2 separate regions of the Homo sapiens genome follow, and region 1 is linked to region 2. A link is a contact called in ENCODE Hi-C data. All regions are on one chromosome and are shown on one strand. Each heading gives the region's core, a stretch centred on a gene start or an enhancer-like site at or near the end of the contact. The rest is flanking DNA. Distances are from core to core; before and after follow the strand shown. Region 1 holds the start of MYO1H (myosin IH). Region 2 overlaps ACACB (acetyl-CoA carboxylase beta).

The links. A loop is a pair of places that touch in the nucleus more often than their neighbours do. Pooled maps may share reads with other maps.
Region 1: a loop to region 2 is called in a pooled map, with 2.0 times the contacts of the local background. The contact joins the promoter of MYO1H here to the enhancer-like site in region 2. A Hi-C loop is called at or near these places in 2 of 168 maps with a recorded cell type or tissue (DLD1 and endothelial cell of hepatic sinusoid) and 2 of 50 pooled maps.

What each region holds. Positions count from the first base shown.
Region 1 is chr12:109,346,379-109,350,605 of GRCh38, reverse strand. MYO1H (myosin IH) reads right to left here and starts at 2,706. Exons shown (of 32, transcript NM_001101421.4): 1 at 2,634-2,706. The coding sequence starts at 2,645.
Region 2 is chr12:109,261,495-109,266,291 of GRCh38, reverse strand. ACACB (acetyl-CoA carboxylase beta) reads right to left here. Exons shown (of 53, transcript NM_001093.4): 49 at 3,823-3,935; 50 at 1,906-2,060; 51 at 1,012-1,182; 52 at 767-903; 53 at 1-56. Among named protein-coding and RNA genes, the nearest start is that of FOXN4, 45 kb to the left of the region's middle. RefSeq lists an enhancer at 1,879-1,988. Within about 2 kb of position 1,956, at least 5 of the 41 ENCODE cell types and tissues checked have a DNase peak (open chromatin) inside an H3K27ac peak, as active enhancers do.

The DNA.
Region 1 (4,227 bases), core at 1,457-3,956, 84 kb before region 2:
CTAATAAAGACATACTTGAGACTGGGCAATTTACAAAGGAAAGAGGTTCCATGCACTCACAGTTCCACGTGGCTGGGGAGGCCTTACAACCTCGGTGGAAGGTGAAAGCCATGCCTCACATGGCGGCAGAGAAGAGAATGAGAGCCAAGCGAAGGGGGTTTCCCCTTATAAGACCATCAGATCTCATGAGACTTATTCACTACCATGAGAACAGTATGGGGGAAACTGCCCCCATGATTCGATAATCTCCCACCGGGTCCCTCCCACAACACGAGGGAATTATGGGAGCTACAATTCAAGATGAGATTTGGGTGGGGACACAGCCAAACCATATCAGGAGTTTATGGATTCCCTACAACCCAACTAACTTGGAGAGAAGAGGCAACTGCCCAGATGATTTGCATAAAGTGAGCTTTTGAATGAATCACCTGCGAACTAAATATGCTACCATGTGGACAATGACAATCAACGGCACGAAGCAAATGCTCGCTAAAATCAGCATTGTTATTCATGGTGCTTCAGTTCTTCATTTTGCTTTGTTCATCAAACTCAGCTCCTTCTGAGGTCATTTCTGAATGGTTCCATCTCTAATATTTAATATAATATAAAATAATATAATAATAATATTAACTTTTTTTTTTTTTCAAGACAGAGTCTTGCTCTGTCGCCCAGGCTGGAGTGCAGTGGCGTGATCTCCGCTCACTGCAAGCTCTGCCTCCCGGGTTCACGCCATTCTCCTGCCTCAGCCTCCCGAGTAGCTGGGACTATAGGCACCCCCTACCACGCCCGGCTAATTTTTTTGTATTTTTAGTAGAGACGGGGTTTCACCGTGTTAGCCAGGATGGTCTCGATCTCCTGACCTCGTGATCTGCCTGCCTCGGCCTCCCAAAGTGCTGGGATTACAGGCATGAGCCACCGCACCCGGCCTCTTTTTTTTTTTTTTTTTTGAGACAGGGTTTCAGACTGTCATCCAGGCTGAGTGCATGGCATGATCACAGTTCACTGCAGCCTTGATCACCCTAGCTCAAGTGATCCTCCCACTTTAGCCTCTGGAGTAGCTGGGACCACAGGCATGTGCCACCATATCTAGCTACTTTTTAATTTTTTTGGTGGGGGGGTCACACTATGTTGCTCATGCTGGTCTCAAGCTCCTAGTCTCAAGGGATCCTCCCACCTTGGCCTTCCAAAGTGCTAGGATTATAGGCACAAGCCACCATGCCCAGCCCAGTTTGTTCTTTTTTAATCTGGAGTAAACTCTATCCAAATAATGTTTTACCAAAGGAATCTGGGAATTAATTCATAAGAAGGAAGAGCTTCCTCCATTTTTCAAAAAAGTGTAACTATGTATAAGTCAATCTGCATGGTTACTTCTACGTGCATTTTGTAAAGCCATGACAATTTAAAAAAAGGCACATGCGACCTTGAGGACAGACCTATCTGTTGTCTTTCACTGCAAGACCTACAGCAAATACTCCTCTCTGTCCATCAACTAAATTATTTTCTCCCAATGAATCATGCTTCCTAGAGTTACCACTTTGAGATATCATGCAAGAATGGCATCTAAAACCAGGACTTTGTTATGGGCATTCAGATACATTTTCGGTCAAGGACAGTGCCATTTTGAGTTACCAGTTGCCAAGGTGACAGTATTCAGTGCTATAGAAATGGGTAATTGACTGAATGGATCAATGACAAGCTGTAGCTAGGGTTTCTTCATGGTGCCTGAGGCTTCTGTGAACAGCTACGAAATTATTCTAACTACATCCATAAATGTTTCTGTAAGCTTTTTGGCTGTCTAGGCAAGAAAAGAAACAATCCTTCAGCAGATAATGTTTTCTAAACAGAGAACACATGAGATGATTATGCTATCGAAACCCAGAAAACCTGTCCTTGGAAGTCTTTATGCTTAGAATTAACTCCTGGAAAGAGGCAATAGGTTTGACACTCAAGTTCTGTCTTCCATCTTCCCAGGAGAGCTTTACCATTGTCTACCTGATAATAAAAACAGCTGTCTTAGCTTCTTAAAATGATCATTACCTGGGACAAGTTGGGCTTATCGCATTTAAAAGGAAACACAAGGTATCTAGGGTAATGAAGAAAATGTACCAATAGTCTTACATGTAAGGCCAATTATTACCTACAATTTCCTTCAACATGAGGTCACCATCTATTATTTAAGACCCAACCATGCTAACACAGTAGCCACTAGCCACATGTGGCTATTTAAATTAATGAAAATTCAGTCAAATTTACAATTCAGTTCCCCAGGAACCAGCCACAGTTTAACCACTCAGTAGTCACACATAGCCAAGAGCTCTTGCATTAGGCAGTGCTAACAGAGACCATTTCTGTCTTTATTGCACAGCACGCTGTTCTAGACCAATGTGAAATGAATCGGTAACTCTCCCATGCTTTGGTTCTAAATCATCGTACTTGCCCCCAGCAACAGAAGGGAGATATCTACATGATCATCTTAACATAGAATTTTTCATCAAATAAATTCAGAATCTTATTCACACGCCCAGTTCTCTCTCCAGGCCTAGCAGAGGCCCAGCATTATAGCCATTTGGAAAGTTCTTGGTAGAAAAGAGGTCACCAGGTGTAACCACCTTCTAGTGTTCAAGTCACATTACCTTGGATTCCATCACGCACAGAGGGAGAGCAGGTTGTTAACAACTATTCCTCTTGAGCCATTCAAAAGTTGCTTCCCACTGACTTATGATTCTGTGATGCCTGACATCCAGCAACAAGGTATGAGGCGATTCTAGCTTGCGGGGTGGAGCTAAGTTAATAATTTACGGTGGGAGGCAGAAACTGCATCTTATGGCCGTCTACATGTAGGCACACCGGGCTGCTCCAGGGAGATAAGAACTGGAAACCCAACCTCCCTTGAGTTTACGTTACAGACACTGCTGATCTTTGATTAGTTGCTTATGTTCCTGACCAGTCACTGACTATTGAAATAATGGCAGGACCCTCGGTGAGCTATGCTTAAAAAAAAAGAAAAAAAGAAAAAAAAAAGAAAAGAAAATTCTCCCAATCTCTTAGCCTAGGATCCAGCTCCAGGGAACTCCTGCTGGAAGTACCTGTTGGCTCTGTTTGAAAAACTTTACAGCCTTAAATTTCATGGAATCAAGTTGATTGGGTAACTTCAAGGTTTCATAATACGGAGACTCAGGACTTTACTTTCATTTTATTATTATTTTCAGATGCTGAAGTGATGCAGGGGCACTATCATCTCATAAAAAATCACAAGGTTGCTGATATTGGAGGCTGTTCAGTTACAGATGGGTTTACCATGAAGCTCAGAGTTCACCCCTTCCTGGTCTGGGCCTCATCGTATAAAGTTCTATTCTTGTTCTTTCAGACAACCCCACCCATCACCCACCACATTGTATGCCTTGGGCCCCCAAACTTGAGCCTGCTGCTGCAACAGGATCATGGCTAAGGGTATGGACAGTGGATTCAGTGCTGGGTTCATTCGAACCTAAACAGCACCCCCTGTTGGATGGAGGACTGTGGGTCCAGCGACTGACCTCAGGATTTCATTTATTAATCCCATTTCATGTATCTCTCTCTCTGTATATATATCCTATTGGAGAACCCCTAACACAAGCCCTGACAAGAGCAGAAATATGCTAATAATTCTTTGGACACTCTAATTTTTGATCAATTGACTTTTTTAAAGAAATGATTCCATTTTTGTAACTGAATAGGTAATATAACATATCCTTGATTTGGTTACAAAGGGACAACCAGAAATAGTATACTAAAAATGTTTTTTAAAAATATATAATTTTATAGACATATATTTTAGTTTTTAAATATAATTTATTTTTTTCTTGAGATGGAGCCTTGCTCTGTTGCCCAGGCTGGAGCACAATGGCAGGATCTCAGTTCACTGCAACCTCCGCCCCCCAGGTTCAAGTGATTCTCCTGCCTCAGCCTCCTGAGTAGCTGGGATTACAAGGCACCCGCCACAACGCCCAGCTAACTTTTGTATTTTTAGTAGAGATAAGGTTTCACCATGTTGACCAGGCTGGTCTCGAACTCCTGACTTCAAGTGATCCACCTGCCTCAGCCTCCCAAAGTGCTGGAATTACAGGTGTGGGCCATCGCGCCTGGCCTATATGATTCTTCATACATTTTTGCATATCTGAAATATATTTTTAATTGAAATATAAATCACGTATAACATTCACTTATTTATACAGTTCATTGTTTTTT
Region 2 (4,797 bases), core at 707-3,206:
GCTGGCTCAGGTATATCACACAGTCCACGGCCACCTCGGGGTTTTCTTCAACCAGGCTGTGGGGGAGGTGAGAGGAGGGCTGGGATCACTCCAGCCACTTTTTCAGTGGCCCCAAGGGTGGCAGAGTCCTTGTGTGGGGCCACACCCCAGAACCCAGAGCTCCCGAGTCCCTGCTGTGGTCCCCATGGGGGTGATGGTCCTGTGCAGCAGGAGGGGCTGTGACCTGAAGTTCAGAATGCCTTGAGGCACCACCGTCCCTACTGGTCACTGCTTTGTGACATGACCTGAGACAAGACACTGCCTTGAGTCTCAGCTTCATCCCCAAAATGGGGTCCCCTGTGCTCGACTCCCTCCTTCACGGGGTGACCCCATGGCAATTGGGGGAGGGGACCCTCTGGAAAGGTCAACACTGGCGTGGAAGACAGCAGCCTGAAGGCTAGCGGTTCCAAATGTGGGTTCTGTGACCAACCCTGCTCCAGCTGTGACTTTGGACAAGTCCATATTCCAGCAAGGTTCATGAGTTGGAAGCATCTCACACGGCCTTCAGAGTACCTCTAGGCTCTCTGTCCCACCCCAGCCACTGTGCTGGGAGACCCGACATTAGGGAGTGTGGTCTCTTTGCTGGGGAGCGGGGAGGGGGCGGGGACAACCCCAGACTGCACAGGGTGGCGGGTTCAAGTGGCTGCATAGGAGTCGGGTAGCTAGGGGTCAATCCAGGCTCGGGTCCTTGCCAGGAGGCTGGGAAGCAGGTGCGGTGGCCACTCACCCTCGGATGGTCTTGAGGACAGAGTCGTGCTTCAGGTACGTGATGTTCTCACGGATGGTGGAGCGCGGGCCATCCCCTGCCTGCCAGTGCTGTTCCAGCCACTGCACAACCACCTGGTTGTTGTCCCACAAGTAGGCCTGGGGAGGGGGCAGAGGATGCCTCAGAGAGGGACCCAGCTGTGGGCCAGCTGTCTCAGCCCCCAGCACCCCCTGTGCTCACCGGCCTCGTTCTCACCCCAGGCCCACCTTGACAGCCCCCTCCGTCTCCACGAACCAGCGACGCAGCATGGACTGGATATGCACGTGACTCAGCTCCCCGCTGGCCTGCAGGATCTCCTGCTTGACCTGGTCCTCCAGGAGGAGGCGGCGCAGACGCCAATACAGGAAGGTGCGTGCGGTCTTCCACTCCAGGATGTCCTGTGGACGAGCCAGGCTTGAATCCCCGGAAAGGGAAGGAGGAGACGGGACACTGGCTCTGACCACACCCATGACAGTGGCTGCCCGGGGCTGGGCCCAGGCTCTGAGATCATTCCCAGATCATCCCAGGCAAGTAAGCTGAGGCTCAGGGAGGAGAAGGCACCTGCTCAGAGGCAGGACGTCACCAGGACTCCAGACTGGCCATAGTTGAAAAAATGTCCCCCATAAAAACCTGGCACCCACTTCTACCTCAACCGACACAAACACAGGCTCGTGTGAGGCATGAGTCAGCTGGGAGGGAGAACAATGCAGCAAGAGAACCAATGAGCACTGGACATGGGTAGGAGGTGACTGTGGGAGTCCTTGCAATGGTGAGGGGTGGGTGAATGCTGGACAGGAACAACGGTTTCTACCCCTGGTCCAGGTCCAAACTGACCGAGCCATCAGACTAGTGGTCCCTGAACTTTGCTGCTTATTAGAATCTCTTGGGGATCTTTAAAAAATACGACCGCCTGGCTTCCATCCAGGTGTTTGGATTTCACTGGTCTGCAGTGCCACCTGGGGATCGGGATTATTTTAAAGTTCCCAGGTGACTCCCACCTCCTGCAGCATTTGACCCATCCCAACCACCACCGCCCTCCCCGCCCCCGAGCCCAAATGTCCTCCATGTTTTGGAAAACAGGGTGGGCTCTTTGCACCCTACACGGCAGCTGTGGCTCTCACAGATATGACGCCCTTCTCCAGCATCCGGCCGGGTGTGTCATGGAAGTCGGCGAACTGCACCGCCACCTGGTGGTAGATGGGGAGCAGCAGGTCCTCGCGAGCCTTTAGCCGGCCCTCCAGGTCCTTTCGGTCCTTGTCGGAGAGATCAGGTTCCCCTGCAGGTGAGCAGAAAGGCCAGTCAAGCCATGGAAGCTGGTCATATGTGATGGGGTGGAGATTTTTTTTTTTTTTTGAAGAAGGCACAAATCAGGATTTGCAGGACAGGCCTTGCCTTGTGAGAGGTCTGAGCTTTAACTCTGATATTACCCCTGCTGCTACACAGGCTGCCCTCAGCCCCCTAGGTCCCCCAGAGTCCACTGGCCTGGCCCCCACCCCAGGCCCATCTTGATGGCCCCCTTTGTCTCAGATCAAATAGCTAGTACAGTCTCAGAAATGCACTCACAATTGCAAGACAGCATTCAACATGCAACTCTACATTTTCCCCTTCCATCAGACCCATCGTGCTTGTAGGATACTATATCAATGATTTTTAGTACACATTGTAAAATATGATAAGGGAATATTATAAGCAACTCTATGCCAAATTGACAACTTAAGATGAAATAGACAAATTCCTTGAAACACACAAACCACCAAAGCTCACCTAGGAGGAAACAGATAACACAAATAGTCCTATATATAACAAAGAAGTTGAATTTATAGGTAAAAACCTCTATCAAAAACATAAAGAAATAATGCCAATTCTGCAAAAACTCAGAAAATAGGAGCGAACACTTCAACTCATTCTATGAGATCAGCATTACCCTGATACCAGCCAAAGAAATTACACGCACACACTGTAAAAAATCTTGTGAATAGCACAGTTATAAAGACACTGACACTTAAAATGGATATTTAAATATCATCTTGTGGCCAGACTTAGTGGCTCACGCCTGTAATCCCAGCACTTTGGGAGGCTGACGCAGGCAAATCACTTGAGGCCAGGAGTTCAAGACCAGCCTGGCCAACATGGTGAAACCCTGTCTCTACTAAAAACACAAAAATTAGCCAGGTGTGGTGGCACACACCTGTAATTCCTGCTACTTGAGAGGCTGAGGCATGAGAATCGCTTGAACCTGGGAGGCAGAGGTTGCAGTGAGCTGAGATTGCGCCACTGCACCCCAGCCTGGGCAACAGAGCAAGACTCTGTCTCAAAAATAAACAAATAAATAAATAAAGATAATTACATCTAAAGATGACAAGTAAAACAAAGCTGTCATTCAAACAAAATTAGTAAAATATCTTATCTCTGATTGGGAATTCTAAAGGAACATTTTGCCACCAAAATTCTGATAATCCCCATCAGCCCCAAATACTTCAATTGCTATCTTTTGTGTATGCTGAGAAATAAATTCACGATGGCAATATATATATATATATATATATATATATATATAATGTTAAAAAGGTTGATTTAGAAATGTGAATGTCCTCCAATCATGGTAGCTCATGCCTGTAACCCCAGCATTTTGGGAGGCTGAGGTAGGTGGATTGCTTGAGCCCAGGAGTTTGAGAACAGCCTGGGCAACATGGCGAAACCCCACATCTACAAAAATACAAAAATTAGCTAGGCATGGTGTTGCGTACTTGTAGTCCCAGCTACTCAGGCTGAGATGGGAGGATGGCTTATGCCTGGGAGGCAGAGGTTGCAGTGAGCTGAGATTGCACCCTGCACTCCAGCCTAGGCAATAGAGCCAGACCTCAAAAAAACAAAACAAAACAAACAGACAAATGTGAATATCTTTAAAAATCTCACAGTTATTATAGCTGTATTTTGGTATTTTTTCATTTTATTTTTAACATCCTAGAAACCCCCAGCAGTGGGCCAGCTGGGCCTCTCTTGACCTCTGAGAGGTGAAGCCTTTGGGACCCCCTTACCTAGCTGTTCCATGAGCTTCTTGTAAGCTGGATCGATCCTTCTCATGGACTTTATCAGATCTTTCTTTCGGAACTTAATCTCCACTGTCCCCTCTGGTTCCAGAACACCACCCCTTAAAAGAGAAGAGGCAGGGATGGGGGTATATGAGGCATTGCCCAGCAAGCAAGGGCTAATGGATGTGGGGGGAGCTGGAGGGAAGAGAGCCAGAAGATCTGGGTGTCAGTCCTCAGCTCTTTTACCCCCACACATGCTGTGTGCCCTTAGACAAGTCACTTTCCCTCTCTGGGCCTCTGTATCTTTACCCACAGATGGAAAGACTGAGCCAACTGTTTAAAATAATGCTTTCTGAACTCTGGAGGGCCCCTTTCAGGTCTAAGAGTGTACGACTTTTTCCATGGCAGCATAACCCTCCTGCTCTCCAGCCACAGTCCTCTCTAACTTTGCTAATTTCTGCCCTCCTAGAGGAGGGGCACTGTTTCTGATCGCTTTAAATCTCACAAAAGCACCTTGAGAGCCCAGTGTAGTCTTGTGTGAGCTGTCCTCCCATTTCCAACATACATTTTCTTTTCTTTCTTTTTTTTTTTTTTTGTTTTTTTTTTAGACAGGGTCTCACTCTGTCACCCAGGCTGGAGTGCAGTGGCACTATCTCGGTTCACTACAATCTCTGCCTCCCGGGTTCAAGTGATTCTCCTGCCTCAGCCCCCCGAGCAGCTTGGATTACAGGCGTGTACCACCATGCCCAGCTAATTTTTGTATTTTTAGTAGAGACGGGGTTTCACTGTGTTGGCCAGGCTGGTCTTGAACTCCTGGCCTCAAGTGATCTGCCCCCCTTAGCCTCCCAAAATGCTGGGATTACAGGCGTGAGCCACCACGCCTGGCCTCATTTCCAACATTTTTATTTACCCCTTATTCTCCCCCTGCCCCCTTTTGCTTTTGACAGCTTAGAAGCCCTGAAGAATGCTATCAGTAGCTCT